Regions from separate parts of the Homo sapiens genome. Here region 1 is linked to region 2. Evidence: read pairs that join two places in POLR2A ChIA-PET (ENCODE). Cell type or tissue: A673. All regions are shown on one strand. Links, peaks and the distances in the headings refer to the core of each region. The heading gives the core; the rest is flanking DNA.

What was found. Peaks named below come from ENCODE experiments on the same cell type or tissue, not always from the same donor. Only the 100,000 strongest peaks of a DNase experiment are listed, where the experiment ranks them.
Region 1: POLR2A ChIA-PET joins it to region 2 with 10 read pairs; 9 of 35 experiments call an interaction of 5 or more read pairs at or near these places.

Annotation. Positions count from the first base shown.
Region 1 is chr19:14,362,896-14,370,849 of GRCh38, forward strand. It overlaps LINC01841 (long intergenic non-protein coding RNA 1841), which reads right to left and starts at 1,095. Exons shown (of 4, transcript NR_134908.1): 1 at 977-1,095. RefSeq lists enhancers at 3,722-4,016, 7,898-7,954 and a silencer at 3,879-3,968. In A673, for the core only: no CTCF peak of the experiment used is centred there; a DNase peak (open chromatin) is centred at 3,866.
Region 2 is chr19:14,311,607-14,319,560 of GRCh38, forward strand. All of the region lies in intron 3 of LINC01841 (long intergenic non-protein coding RNA 1841), which reads right to left. Among named protein-coding and RNA genes, the nearest start is that of LINC01842, 18 kb to the right of the region's middle. RefSeq lists enhancers at 6,791-7,292, 7,293-7,792 and a silencer at 7,311-7,605. In A673, for the core only: a CTCF peak has its summit at 4,024; no DNase peak of the experiment used is centred there.

The sequences.
Region 1 (7,954 bases), core at 1,484-5,483, 51 kb after region 2:
AAGGAAACAAGGTGGCCGGGCGCGGTGGCTCCCGCCTGTAATCCCAGCACTTTGGGAGGCCGAGGCGGGCGGATCACGAGGTCAGGAGATTGAGACCATCCTGGCTAACACGGTGAAACCCCGTCTCTACTAAAAATACAAAAAATTAGCCGGGCGTGGTGGGGGGCGCCTGTAGCCCCAGCTACTCGGGAGGCTGAGGCAGGAGAATGGCGTGAACCTGGGAGGCAGAGCTTGCAGTGAGCCGAGATCGCGCCACTGCACTCCAGCCTGGGTGACAGAGCAAGACTCCGTCTCAAAAAAAAAAGAAAAAAGAAAAAAAAGGAAGGAACAAGGCTCAGAGAGGTCCAAGGAGTTGCCCTGGCGGTCCGGGGCCACAGTGGCCTTCATCCCCAGCTGAGATGTGTCCCCAGTCTAAGGCCACTCAGAGCCAGGCACCTTCTCCGGCTGCCTCCCAATCCCCGCCCCCCGCTTCCGTCCCAGCACCCTCACCCCGCCCCCGGGCCCCTTTGTCCTCCTCTTCGTCTTATTTCCAGAATTTCTCCTCCCTAGGGAATCCAGTCCATGTGCTTTTGATTCCTTTGTCCTGAACTCATGCGGCATGAGCACCCCTGAAGCCTTATGTGGAAAAATTTGGAGGCTGGGGGTGGGGAGGGGGTCACATTCCTCCCGGGGGTACAGAGCTACGTCGGCATCTCCAGGGCCCCCCAGCAGCAAGCAGGCATCCTCCCAGGCCAGGCCAGACCGGACGCTGCCCAACACAGGCTTTCTTTGGGGCTTGGCCGGCGCCCGACTACAGCCCCGGCTCCAGCTGCCCTGCCTGTCCCCCGCCCCCACGCCTCCCGTCCCAACCTCCCACACGTTTCCTCCTAGAAGCCCAGACCCGTGGGACTTGGCCTCCCCCGCGCCTTCCCTCTCTACTCAGCTCTGCAGCTCCTGTAGGCCTCCTCCCCGGGTGATCACAGAAGGACCAGCTCACCTTAGCGGGACAGGCAGGGCATGGGCGTGGCCAGAGCCTCGGGCAGGCATCCCAGGCTCCCTGGTGTCTCTCTCATCCGCTGGCCTCTGTGCCCTCTTCTCTTCCCCACCCCCGCTCGTGGCCCCTCCTGCCTCTCCATCGCAAAGTCCCCAGAGGAGTCTCCTTAATCACTTGCTTTTGACTGAATCCTGACCACCTGGACCCTGATCTAGCTACTGAGGAGATAAAGTAACCAACACTTAAAAGCTAACCTTCAGGCATTCTGGGAGGCTGAGACTGACGGATCACTTGAGGTCAGGAGTTCAAGACCAGCCTGGCCAACAAGATGAAACCTCGTCTCTACTAAAAATACAAAAAAATTAGCTGGCGTAGTGGCGGATGCCTGTAATCCCAGCTACTGCGGAGGCTGAGGCAGGAGAATCGCTTGAACTTGGGAGGTGGAGATTGCAGTGAGCTGAGATCGTGCCACTGCACTCCAGCCTGGGCAACAAAGCAAGACTCCGTCTCAAAAAATAAAAATTAGCTGGGTGTGGGGCCGGGCTTGGTGGCTCAAGCCTGTAATCCCAGCACTTTGGGAGGCCGAGGCAGGCGGATCACCTGAGGTCAGAAGTTCAAGACCAGCCTGGCCAACATGGTGAAACCCCGTCTCTACTAAAAATACAAAAAAAAATTAGCCAGGCGTGGTGGCGCATGCCTGTAATTCCAGCTACTCGGGAGGCTGAGGCAGGAGAATCAGTTGAACCTGGGAGGCAGACGTTGCAGTGAGCCGAGATCATGCCACTGCACTCCAGCCTGGGTGACAGAGCGACACCCTGTCTTAAAAGAAAAAAAATAGCTGGCTGTGGTGGCATGTGACTGTAGTCCCAGCCACAAGGGAGGCTGAGGTGGGAGGATTGCTTGAGCCCGGGAGTTCAAGGCTGCAGTAAGCTATGACTGCACTGCTGCACTCCACCCTGGCTGAGACCTTGACTCAGCAACAATGAAAAAGTGACAGGGCCAGGACTTGACCCCTGACCATTTTGTTCTACAGCCTTTCATGGGAAAGACAGATGAGTTTTCGACCTTCCAGAGCCTTTGATCCAGAGGAGAGAGGCAGGAAATAGCAAATGGATAAGAATATGCCATTCGGTGACTAGGGCAATGGAGATTGCAAAAGATGGTGGCTGGGAAATGGGGCTTGTGTCGGGGGTCCCTGAGACCACCCTCAGGGTCAATAATTTGCTGAGATTGATAGATCCCAGAAAAGTGGTGTTACTCCCAGTTATGGTTTATTACAGTGAAAGTTACAGATGAAAATCAGCAAAGAGGCCAGGCTTGGTGGCTCATGCCTGTAACCCCAGCACTTTGGGAGGCCCAGACAGGCAGATCATTTGAGGTCATGAGTTCAAGACCAGCCTGACCAACATGGTGAAACCCCATCTCTACTAAAAATACAAAAATTAGCCAGGTGTGGCAGGGGGCTCCTGTAATCCCAGCTACTTGGGAGGCTGAGACAGGAGGATCACCTGGACCTGGGAGGCAGAGGTTGTAGCGAGCCGAGATCCTGCCATTGCACTCCAGTCTAAGCAACAAGAGCAAAACTCCATCTCGAAAAAAAAAAAAAAACTAGGAATACTAGAGGAGAGGAGGTGAGGCAGACAGGCTCCAAGACTCCTCCATGATTCCCACCTCCTGATGTCTGCACTCTGTGTGATCCCTCGAGTGTGAGCTGGACCCAATAACTTGCTTCTAACAATAGACTAGGACAATGTATGCCAGGAGCAGTGGCTCACGCCCATAATCTCAGCACTTTGGGAGGCTGAGACAGAGGGATCACTTGAGCCCAGGAGTTCAAGACCAGTCTGGGCAACATAGCAAGACCCCATCTCTATAAAAATTCAAGCATTAGCTGGGTGTGGTGGTGCACACCTGTAGTCCCAGCTACTCGGGAGGCTGAGGTGGGAGGATTGCTTGTGCTCAGGAGGTCAATGCTGCAGTGAGCTATGATTGTGCCACTGCACTCCAGCCTGGGTGACAGAGTGAGACCTTGTCTCTCTCATATATGTGTATATATATATACATATATTTTTTTTTTGAGATGGAGTCTCATTCTGTTGCCCAGGCTGGAGTGCAGTGCAGTGGTATGATCTCTACTCACTCCAACCTCCGCCTCCTGGGTTCAAGCGATTCTCGTGCGTCAGCCTTCCAAGTAGCTGGAATTACAGGTGTGCAGTATCACGACCTGCTAATTTTTTGTACTTTTAGCAGAGATGGGGTTTCACCATGTTGGCCAGGCTGGTCTCGAACTCCTGGTCTCAAGCAATCCACCTGCATCGGCTTCCCAAAGTGTTGGGATTACAGGTGTGAGCCACCGCGCCTGACCTATGTGTATATATATACATATCTATAGATAGATAGATAGATAGATAGATAGATAGATAGATAGATAGATTTAATGTTACCATTTTATTCATCATGGTTTTGCATTAATCTTGACTTTTACAAAATATCACAATAAAATAATATTTATGAGTTCAGGACAAAGTTCTTGAGTTCTTTGACACCCCCTGAAATTTTGTTCCCAAGTCAAGCATCCACCTTGCCTCTCATTCCAGCCCTACAGCTTAATGATATGAGACCATCGTCATGCACAAGACAGGACTGGATGAGTGACATCTACAGATTCTGCTGCCACACTGGACTCAAGGCAGGTTCAGTTCTGCTGCAGTAACAAGCCAGGGAAAAAAATGAGCCAGGCATGGTGGCACACACCTGTAGTCCCAGCTACTTTAAGCCCCAAATCTCAGGAGCTTAAAACATCAGAGGTTTCACTTTTCACTCAGCCAGCATCTGGCATGTTGCCCGTTGCCAAGGCAGAAGAAAAAGAACATATAGCATGCTCTGCAGCAGCTCTTAAAGCCTCTGCCCAGAAGTGACACAAGTCAAACCTGCTCACATGCCATTGGTCAGAGCAAGTCACGTGGCCACACAAGTGGGTGGAGCAATGCCTTCCTACCTTGTACCTGGAGGGAGAAAGAGCTGGAATATTGGTGAATCGCTCAGTGATCATAGCAGTGTCCCTGGGTGAGGTCCAGAGGGCAGCTGTATGTCTGGAGGTAGACAGGGAGGTCCAGGTGGAGACATGTAAGAGGCTTTGGGATATAATTGGTATTGACTTCTTGGAGGGCCTGATCACCCCCTACTATGGAGGACACATGGGGGTCACCTGCCAGGACCCACAGGATGGGAATCCTGCCCCAGTCTCCTCTGAGACTGGATTTTTTTTTTTTTTTGATTTTTTTTTTGAGACAGGATCTCGCCGAAGTACAGTGGTGCAACCATATAGTTCGCTGCAGCCTCAACCTCTTGGGCTCAAGCAATCCTCCTGCCTCAGCCTCCCGAGTAGCTGGGACCAGAGTCATGTGCCATCAGGCCTGGGTAATTTTTAAACTTTTTTTGTAGAGATGGGGGTGCGGGTCTCGCTATGTTGCCCTAGCTGGTCTTGAACTCCTGGCCTTAAGCGATCCTCCTGCCTCGTCCTGCCAAAGCGAGCCACCGTGCCTGTCCTTCAGCCTGGATAAAATTTGTGGTGAAATACACATGACATGAAATGTTCTATCTTAACCATTTTAAGTGTACAGTTCAGTTACATTAAGAAAATTGTCAGGCCGGGCGTGGGGGCTCATGCCTGTAATCCCAGCACTTTGGGAGGCTGAGATGGACAGATCACTTGAAGTCAGAAGTTCAAGACCAGCCTGACCAATATGGTGAAACCCCGTCTGTCCTAAAAATACAAAAATTGGCCAGGCACGGTGGTGTGAACCTGTAGTCCCAGCTACTGGGAGGCTGAGACAAGAGAATCACTTGAACCCAGGAGACAGAGGTTGCAGAGAGCCAAGATTGAGCCACTGTACTCCGGCCTGGGCAACAGAGTGAGACTCAGTCTCAAAAAGAAAAGAAAATTCTCAGTTGGGCACAGTGGCTCACACGTGTAATCCCAGCACTTTGGGAGGCTGAGGTGGGCAGATCATCTGAGATCAGGAGTTTGAGACCAGCCTGGCCAACATGGTGACACCCTGGCTGTACTAAAAATACAAAAATTAGCCAGGAATGGTTGTGCACACCTGTAATCCCAGCTACTTGGGAGGCTGAGGCACGAGAATCACTTGAACCCAGGAGGCAGAGGTTGCAGTGAGCCCAGATTGTGCCACTGCACTGCGGCCTGGGCAACAGAGTAAGACCCCGTCTCAAAACAAAACAAAACAAAAACCAGAAAAAATAAATTCTCATAGTTGCCACTGACACCATCATTCATCTCCAGAACTTTTTCATCTTGCAAAACTAAAACTGTATCCACAAAACAACTCCCCGTTCCTCCTCCCTCCAGTTCCTGGAAACCACAATTCTACTTTCTGTTTCTATGAATTTGACAAGTTTAGTTACTTCCTGTAAATGTGATCATACGGTATTTGTTCTTTTGTGGCAGGTTTATTTCACTTAGCATAATGCCCTCAGGGTGCATTCATGTTATATGTACGAGAATTTCCTTCCTCTTTAAGGCTGAGTAATATTCCACTGTATAGATAGACCACATTTTGTTTATCCATTCATCTATCCATGGAGACTGGTTGCTTTCAACTTTTGGCTATTTTAGCTAATGCTGCCGTGAACATAGGTGTACAGATGTCTCTTTGAACTTTGCTTTCAATTCGGGTGTCTATGCAGAAGTAGAATTGATGGATCATATGACAATTCTATGTTTAATTTTTTTTTTTTTTTTGAGATGGAGTCTTGCTCTGTCACCCAGGCTGGAGTGCAGTGGCGCGATCTCCGCTCACTGCAACCTCCACCTCCCGGGTTCAAGCGATTCTCCTGCCTCAGCCTCTCGAGTAGCTGGGATTAGAGGCAGCTGCCACCACACCCGGCTAATCTTTGTATTGTTGTCCAGGCTGGTCTCAAACTCCTGACCTCAAATGGTCCACCCACCTCGGCCTCTCAAAGTGCTGGGATTACAGGCATGAGCCACCATGCCTGGCCTCTATGTTTAATTTTTTTAGGACTCTCCATACTGTTTTCCACAGTGGCTGCACCATTTTACATTGTCACCAGCAGCCCACAATGGTTTCAATTTATGGGGTTTTGTTTTGTTTTGCTTTTTTTTTTTTTTTTTTTTGGACAGGGTCTCACTCTGTTGCCCAGGCTGGAGTGCAATGGTGCAATCATAGCTCACTGCAGCCTTGACCTCCTGGGATCAAGCGATCCTCTTGCCTCGGCCTCCCAAGTAGTTGGGACTACAGGTGCATGCCACCATGCTCAGCTAATTTTTAAATATTTTTAGAAATGAAGTCTTCCTTTGTTGCCCAGGCTGGTCTTGAACTCCTGGCCCAACTGATCCTCTCTCCTTGGCCTCCCAAAGCATTGGGATAACAGTTGTGAGCTACCACTTCTAACCTATTTTCTGTTTTTTTGATAGTAGCCATCCTAATGGGTGTTAGGTAGTATCTCACTGTGGTTTTTATTTGTTTATTCATTTATTTATAGAGATGGAGTCTTGCTATGTTGCCCAGGCTGGTCTCAAACTCCTGGCCTCAAGTGATCCTCCCACCTCGGCCTCCCAAAGTGCTGGAATTACAGGCGTGAGCCACCGCACCTGGCCTGTGGTTTTGATTTGCATTTCCCTAATGATTGGTGACTTTGAGTATCTTTTCATAGGCCTATTGGACATTTGTCTGGCCTGGAATTTTAACAACTCTGTTTCAAAGGAAGCACAGAGTGTGGGTGTCAATCTCCTTGCCAATGTCAGGGCCGCCTGACCTCGTGGATAGCAGGCAGCCCAGAGCTGGCTCCTCGGGCCGGACAGAAGCTGGGCATGAGAGGCTGTCGTGGGAGTGACAATTCCACTAGGGGAATGCCAGATTGCCACTGAACTTTGTCACTAAGACCCACACCAAAGGCCCCAGAAAGCCCCAGTGACACTTTTGCCCCTAGATAGGAGGGTACCGACAGGAAATGCTGTCAGAAAAATGCCTCCTTGTACACTCAAAAATGGCTTTTGCCGTCTGCCCAGAGGGGCCCCTCTCCCCCTGACTCACCGTAGCAGCGCGTGGAGGACAATTTTGGCTGTGACAACGTCACGCCCGCTGCGGGGAGTTGATCTGCAAGCCACAAACGTCATTCATTCCTCTCCACCTCCAGGATTTGGAACATCTCCCCGGACCACAGATTTTTCCTTCAATCAACTTGCTTTTCCTTTAAAAAAAAAAAAAAAACTTAAATGAATTTATTTGGGAAGGAACTTTTATGCCACCACCACAAAAGGAAACAAAAGGAAACCAGGGCCATTTCCATAAGTAGAAAGCAACAGCAAAAGGACCTATATTTGTAGGGGTGGGGGTGAAATTAAACTTGCTTCCTGCTGTCGCCTGGTTGAAGCCTCAAGAGCCGGGACTAGGGTAGGGAGAGGGAGGTGCCCAGGCGTAGAATATAATGAGTCGCTCACTCGCAGGACCCTGGGATCCACAGCCTCACCCTCCAGTGAAGCTCTGGATCAAAGAGACTGCTCTTTTTGTTTAAAAAAAAAAATTGAAAGGAGACAAAAAGGGAAAGAAATAGGCCAGGCGCAGTGGCTCACGCCTGTAATCCCAACAGTTTGGGAGGCAGAGGCGGGAGGATCGCTAGAGCTCAGGAGTCCAAGACCAGCCTGGGCAACATAATGAGACCCCTGTCTCATTATAAAAAAGTAAAGAAAAAAAATGGGGAAGGAAATTAAAAACCGAAAGCGACGACTGAAGTGTTTAGAGGTGTCAGAGATATAGCTGTGAAAAACTCAGACTTCTTTTTTTTTTTTTTTTTTTTTTTGAGACAGAGTTTCGCTCTGTCGCCCAAGCTGGAGAGCAGTGGCGTCATCTCGGCTCACTGCAACCTCTCTGCCTCCCAGGTTCAAGCAATTCTCCTGCCTCAGCCTCCTGAGTAGCTGGGATTACAGGCATGCGCCACCAT
Region 2 (7,954 bases), core at 1,721-5,720:
CACTGCACTCCAGCCTGGGTGACAGAACAAGATTCTGTCTCTAAAATTAAACAAACAAAAAAAAGTGAATAGGATCATCTTGGCTGTAGAGGGGAGGAGAGAATTTAGAGAGGCTGGAGCGGGGGACAGGAGTGTGATATGATTAGAAATAGGAGTTGGAGCCAGGCGCGGTGGCTCACGCCTGTAATCCTAGCACTTTGGGATGCCGAGGCGGGCGGATCACGAGGTCAGGAGATGGAGACCATCCCGGCTAACACGGTGAGACTCCGTCTCTACTAAAAATACAAAAAATTAGCCGGGTGTGGTGGTGGGCGCCTGTAGTCCCAGCTACATGGGAGGCTGAGGCAGGAGAATCACTTGAACCTGGGAGACGGAGGCTGCAGTGAGCTGAGATTGCGCCACTGCACTCCAGCCTGAGAGACAGAGCGAGAGTCTGTCTCAAAAAAAAAAAAAAAAGAAAAAAGAATGTCTCCCCAAGGAGCCTGGCGTGTTGGTGCGCTCCTATAATCCCAGCTACTTGGGAAGATCTCTTGAGCCCAGGAGTTCGAGACCAGCCTGGGCAACAGAGCAAGACCCCAACTGAAGAAAGAAAGAAAGTCCCCCAGAGACCAGAGCTTCCTGGGGATTGGGAGGCCGTGTAATGGGCTATATTATGGGGCCCATTGGTGGCTCACTTCTCCGTCTAGCCCAGAAATTGTCACCCGGGATGATTCTGTCTCCCATGGGGACCATCTAGAGACGTACTTAGTGGTCACAACTGGAGGCGGGGATTGTTACTGGCATCTCGGGGTGGAGGCCGGGGATCCTACGATAGCTCCCAAAACAGACAGTGAATGGTCTGGTTCCAAATTTCCCTAGTGCCTAGGCTCTGCCTCGGACAGGAGCCGCAGCCGGGGTGGGGGCAGGGGTGCCAGGACATCAGAAACATCTTATTTATTTATTTGTTTACTTTTTATTTGTTTGTTTACTTTTTATTTATTTATTTATTTATTTATTGGAGACAGAGTCTTGCTCTGTCGTCCAGGCTGGAGTGCAGTGGCACGATCTTGGCTCACTGCAAGCTCTGCCTCCTGGGTTCAAGCCATTCTCCTGCCTCAGCCTCCCGAGTAGCTGGGACTGCAGGCGCCCACCACTATGCCTGGCTAATTTTTTTTTTTTGTATTTTTAGTAGAGACGGGGTTTCACTGTGTTAGCCAGGATGGTCTCGATCTCCTGACCTTGTGATCCGCCCATCTTGGCCTCCCAAAGTGCTGGGATTACAGGCGTGAGCCACCGCGCCCAGCTACTTATTTTTTTGAGACGGAGTCTCACTCTGTCACCCAGGCTGGAGTGCAGTGGTACGATCTCGGCTCACTGCAACCTCCTCCTCCCAGTTCAAGCCATTCTCCTTCCTCAGCCTCCCGAGTAGCTGGGATTACAGGCGCACACCACCGCACCCAGCTAATTTTTGTATTTTTAGTAGAGATGGGGTTTCAGCATGTTGGCCAGGCTGGTCTCGAACTCCCAGCCTCAGGTGATCTGCCCACCTTGGCCTCCCAAAGTGCTGGGATTACAGGCGTGAGCCACCGCACCCTGCCAGAAACATTTTAAAGCTCCCCAGGGTGACTTTCAGGTGCAGCCAGGCTTGGGAACCGCCAGTGCAGAGGGTCAGAGGGTTCTCCCGTCCGGTCCCCTGCTGCACCACCCGGAACCTCTCTCTCGGTTCCCCCTCTACTGGGTGTCTGTGGACAGAGAGGGTGGGAAGATCTGCTGGTGGAAACAGCCTCAGCCTCTGAGCCCCCTAGCCCCAGGCCCAGGTTCTCCTGCGGATCCCTGGCCTGGTGACCTGGCTTGCGCTGGGGGATCCCAGTGACCTCCTTCGGGCCCGCAGAGGTCTCCTGAGGCTGCTCAGGACTTCCTCTCCCTCAGCCTCTTTGCCCTGGCTAGGGAGAGAGACAGGAATGGGGCCAACAAAGGGAATAAGAATTCTGGAGGGGGCCGGGCATGGTGGCTCACGCCTGTAATCCCAGCGCTTTGGGGAGCTAGGGCAGGTAGATCACCTGAGGTCAGGAGTTCGAGACCAGTCTGGCCAACATGGTGAAACCCCGTCTCTACTAAAAATACAAAAATTAGCCAGGCATGGTGGCAGGTACCTGTAATCCCAGCTGCTCAGGAGGCTGAGGCAAGAGAATCGCTTGAACCCACGAGGTGGAGGTTGCAGTGAGCCGAGATGGCGCCGCTGCCTGAGTGACAGAGCAAGACTCTGCCTCAAAAAAAAAAAAAAAAAAAAAAGGGAATTTGGGAGGGGAGAGAAGTAACCCTGGTGTGAAGTGTGAAAGGAGAGAACTTAGGGCAGGAGGAGCAGGGTGGAAGAGAACGGCGGCCAGGCCTGGAGCACACGTGCATTCTCAGCAAACAGGGGCCCTGTCCCCAGGACATACACTCACACTCAACACTCACACTTATGCTCTGTCACACTCACACAGTCACACGCATGCTCATACATGGTCTCACACACTCATCCTCACACAGCCCCACAGCCTTGCACACTCCCACCCACCCTCACACAGCCCCACAGCCTCGCACACTCCCACCCACCCTCACACAGCCCCACAGCCTCGCACACTCCCACCCACCCTCACACAGCCCCACAGCCTTGCACACTCACACGCATCCTCACAGCCCCCCAGCCTCACACACTCCCACCCACCCTCACACAGCCCCACAGCCTCACACACATCCATCTTCACAAGTCTCATACCCTTCACATCACACACATTGTTGCACAAATGCAGACTCACACATTCACACAGGAACACACAACCACATGCTCACACCTATAGGCACTCACACTCACAGTCTCACAGTCTCACACATTCTCACACACATGCGTACACACACACATTCTGCAAACACCCGTGGCCTCCTCTGCCTTCGCCCCCTCCCAAAGCTGCCTGAAGACTCTCCAGATGTCACCTACTGCTGCTGCTGTGGCCTGAGCAGGAGGGGAGTGCAGAAGGGGAGGCTGGGTGGGAGGGGAGCAGGGGCCCGAAGATGCCCCAAATCCCTCTGCTTCATGACTAGCCCCATTTAGAGAGAGGATCACCCTTTGAAAACCAGAACCCCTCAACGCCAGCACCCCCTGGGTCTCCGGGATGAGGAGGACCAGGAAAACCCTCCCAGACAAAGGAATGGCTCCAAGCCTGGAGTGATGAGGGTGCCTGAGATTCTTTGCTTTTTGTTCATTCATTGATTCATCTTGCATGTTATTATTATTTTGAGACAGAGTCTCACTCTGTCACCTAGGCTGCAATGCAGTGACACCATCTCGGCTCACTGCAACCTCTGCCTCCCGAGTTCAAGCGATTCCCCTGCCTCAGCCTCCCTGGTAGCCGGGACCACAGGTGTGCGCCACCACACCCAGCTAATTTTTGTATTTTTAGTAGAAACGGGGTTTCACCATATTGGTCAGGCTGTTCTCCCACTCCTGACCTCAGGTAATCTGCCTGCTTCAGCCTCCCAAAGTGCTGGGATTACACGCATGAGCCACTGTGTCAGGCCTGATTTTTTTTTTTTTTTTTTTGATGGAGTCTAGCTCTGTTGCCAGGCTGGAGTGCAGTGGCACAATCTCAGCTCACTGCAACCTCCACTTCCCAGATTCAAGCAATTCTGCCTCAGCCTCCCGAGTAGCTAGGATTACAGGCACGCACTGCCATGCCAAGCGAATTTTTGTATTTTTAGTAGAGACGGGGTTTCACCATGTTGGCCTGGATGGTCTCGATCTCCTGACCTAGGATCTGCCCGACTCGGCATCCCAAAGTGCAGGGATTACAGGCGTAAGCCACCGTAATTTTTGTATTTTTAGTAGAGACGGGGTTTCGCCATGATGGCCAGGCTGGTCTCGAACTCCTGACCTCCAGTGATCCACCCGCCTCAGCCTCTCAAAGTGCTGGGATTACAGGCGTGAACCACTGCAACCGGCTCATCTTGTATATTAGATCCAGCGGTTTCTGTGTGTCCCACTCTGTCCACGCCACTGGGGGCACCACAGCACCCAAGACAGAAATCCCCACCTACATGGGGCTGATGTCCAGTGGAGAGTCAGACATAAACAAAAGTATGGATGTGCATGTGTGACAGAGAGAAGCCTCAACAAGGGATATAAAGGGGGAAAAAAAGAGCTGAGCCCAGTGGCTCATGACTGCAATCTCAACACTTTGGGAAGCCGAGGCAGGAGGATTCGCTGGAGCCCAGGAGTTCAAGACAAATCTGGGCAACATAGCAAGACCCCATCTCTACACAAAATTTAAAAAATTAAATTGGGCCGGGCGCAGTGACTCACACCTGTAATCCCAACACTTTGGTAGGCTGAGGTGGGCGGATCATTTGTGGGTCAGGAGTTTGAGACCAGCCTGGCCAACATGGTAAAATGCTGTTTTTACTAAAAATACAGAAATTAGCTGGGCGTGGTGGTGCACACCTGTAATCCCAGCTACTCAAGAGGCTGAGGCAGGAGAGTTGCTTGAACCCAGCTGGGCGTGATGGCTCACACCTGTAATCCCAGCACTTCAGGAGGCCGAGGTGGGCGGATTACCTGAGATCAGGAGTTCGAGCACAGCCTGACCAACATGGTGAAACCCCGTCTCTACCAAAAATACAAAATTAGTCGGGCATGGAGGCGCATGCCTGTAATTCCAGCTACTTGGGAGGCTGAGGCAGGAGAATTGCTTGAACCCGGGAGGCTGAGGTTGCAGTGAGCCGAGTTCGCACCACTGCACTCCAGCCTGGGCAATATGAGCAAAACTCTGTCTCAGAAAAAAAAAAAAGAATTGCTTGAACTCAGGAGATAGAGGTTGCAGTGAGCCAAGATTGCACCACTGCACTCCAACTGGGTGACAGAGTGAGACTCCATCTCTGAAAACAAAATAAAATAAAAATAACAAAGAAAACCAGCTGGGCATGTTGGCATAACCGTAGTCCCACCTACTTGGGAGGCTAAAGCGGGAGGATTGTTTAAACTCAGGAGTTGCAGGCTACAATGAACTAAGATCGCGCCACTGCACTCCAGCCTGGGTGACAGAGAGAAACTCTGTCCCAAAATAAATTAAATTAAATTTGCCAGGCGCAGTGGCTCACGCCTGTAATCCCAGCACTTTGGGAGGCTGAGGTGAGCAGATTGCCTGAGGTCAGGTGTTAGAGACCAGCCTGGCCAACATGGTGAAAACTCGTCTCTACTAAAAGTACAAAAATTAGCCAGGCATGGTGGCGGGCACCTGTAATCGCACCTACTCAGGAGGCTGAGGCAGGAGAATTGGCTTGAACCTGGGAGGCAGAGGTTGCAGTGAGCCAAGATCGAGCCACTGCACTCCAGCCTGGGTGACAAGAGCAAGACTCTGTCTCAAAAAAAAAAAAAAATTAAATTAAATTAAAACCCAAAAACAGTGGAGTCTGGGCCTCTCAGGCTGGGTGCACCCCAGGGGACTTCCTCTCTGATAGTCTCCTTGCCCTCTACACCTAACCTGGCCTCTACACCTGGGACCCCTGTTCCCTGAGGCCCCACCCATAACCACATCCACGTCTGGTGGGATCCAGCACCTAAGTCCGCTCTAGTGGACGGCACTCCTTCCCCGAGTCCCCACTGGCGAGGACCATGAGCAATTCAATCCCATTCTCCACCCAGAGACTTTGCTGGAAAAGAGCTAATTATATCTCTGCCCCGGAGCCCATCTGGTGGGGTCTGGGTGGTGACGGGCGAGTGTGTTCCGCGTCCACGGCCGGCGGCACGCGCACAAACACAGCTTCCCATATATTTTTAATTCCACAGCCATACTTTGATTAGAGAGCCGATGTGTTGTGTACGACCTCAGGGACCTCATTATTTTTCTAACTCAAATAAATACGGCGTTCAGAATTCGGGGAGGGTTGGAGGGGGTGTGGAGTAAAAGACGCAGAAAACTCCATCTATAAAAAGAATTCAGGCCTTAATGAGCTTTTAAAACTTGCCAACCTCTCTCCCACCCCCTGACACCAATCTATAAACAGGAGCCATGCCTGCTGGCTTTGATGGTGGGAGTCTAGGTGGGTGAGGATTGGCTGGGGTGGGTGTTGCGGGGCAAAGCCACAGCAGGGGAGAGGCCCCCCTGCAAAGGTAGCTGGGTGTCTGTAAGATTTGGGGAAGGGGGATGGCAGGCACAGTGGCTCATGCCTATAATCCCAGCACTTTGGGAGGCTGAGGCAGGAGGATCGCTTGAGGCCAGAAGTTGGAGATCAGCCTGAGAAAGATAGCAAGACCCTATCTCTACAAAAAAATTTAAAAATTAGCCTGGCGTGGTAGCGTGTGCCTGTAGTCCCAGCTACTCTGGAGGCTGAGGTAGGAGGATGGCTTGAACCCTGGAGTTTGAGGCTGTAGTGAGCTTAGATTGTGCCTCTGCACTCCAGCCTGGGTGATACAGCAAGACCCTGTCTCTGGGGAAAAAAAAAAAAAAAAAAAAAATATATATATATATATATATATATATATATATACACACACACACACACACACACACACCATACATATATATAAAAACATAAATATATACATATATACATATATAGACATATACATATATAGACATATACATATATACACATATACATATATACATATACATATACACACATATACATATATACATATATATGTGTATACATACACATATATACACACACATATATATACATATATATATATATATACACATATATATATATACACACACACATATATATATATATATATTTGGGCAAGTGTGTTCCCAGCCACAGGGAGAATGGAAGTGGTCTCTATCCAAGTTCAGCAGGAATCGTCAATATTCATGGGCCCAGGCTAACTGGGGTGTTGATCTGAGAAAGATTTAGAATTTCCTGATCTCCTAGACCCATTTGGGCTGTGGTATGAGGATGAGTTCTGCTTCATTATTATTATTTTTGAGACAGAGTTTCGCTCTTATTGCCCAGGCTGGAGTGCAGTGGCACAATCTCCACTCACCACAACCTCCACCTCCCGGGTTCAAGCAATTCTCCTGCCTCAGTCTCCCAAGTAGCTGGGATTACAGGCGCGTGCCACCACACCTGGCTAATTTTTGTATTTTTAGTGGAGTCAGGGTTTCACCATGTTGGCCAGGCTGGTCTTGAACCCCTGACCTCAGGTGATCTGCCCGCCTCGGCCTCCCAAAGTGCTGGGATTACAGGCGTGAGCCACTGCACCCGGCCTCTGCCTCATTCTTGTATGTCTGGAAATTCTTCCCCAGAGGCTCCCCTGGGAGTTGCTGAGATGAGCAGATGGGGAAACTGAGGCAGAGCAAAGCAGGCTGGACCACAGGATATGTATTGGGTGCCCTCCCCACCCACTTGGAGTCAGCTAGACCCCACCTTCCTTCGCAGTGGATAAGCCCTGGCTGGGGTTGGGGGTTCCCCGTTGAGCAGGCACCAGCCGAAGGAGGCCCCCCAGTGGCCGTGGTGTTACGGTGAGGTGGACGGAGAGCAGGCAGTGACCACGGGGCTCCCGAAAGGACAGGGTGACCTTCGAGTCACTACCCATGTGCATCGTTCCAACAGCAGCAAAGACACTCCCGGAGCAGGCAGCAAAGCCAATTTCAGGTGAAAGATGAGTTAAGTGGGCAGAAATGAGCTCCGGGCTGAGAAATTTCTGCATGACAAAAATTCCAGGGAGCAGGACAGACCTTAGGAGCAGCTGAGCAAGAGCCTCTGGAAGGACTCAGGGGGATAGGAGGGGAGGGAAGGGATGAAAAACAAGATCGGGACATGCAATAATGTGGTGAATGGGGGCAGGAAGGGGGCAGGAAGATACTGGGGTCTGCACAATGCGGGGAGAGGGGTTTTCCCTGCCCCTCAATCTGAAATGGCAGCCCCTGTCTCTTGCTTTTCCCCCTACCCTCTCCCTGCTGTTGTTTTCTATTTATTTATTTATTTA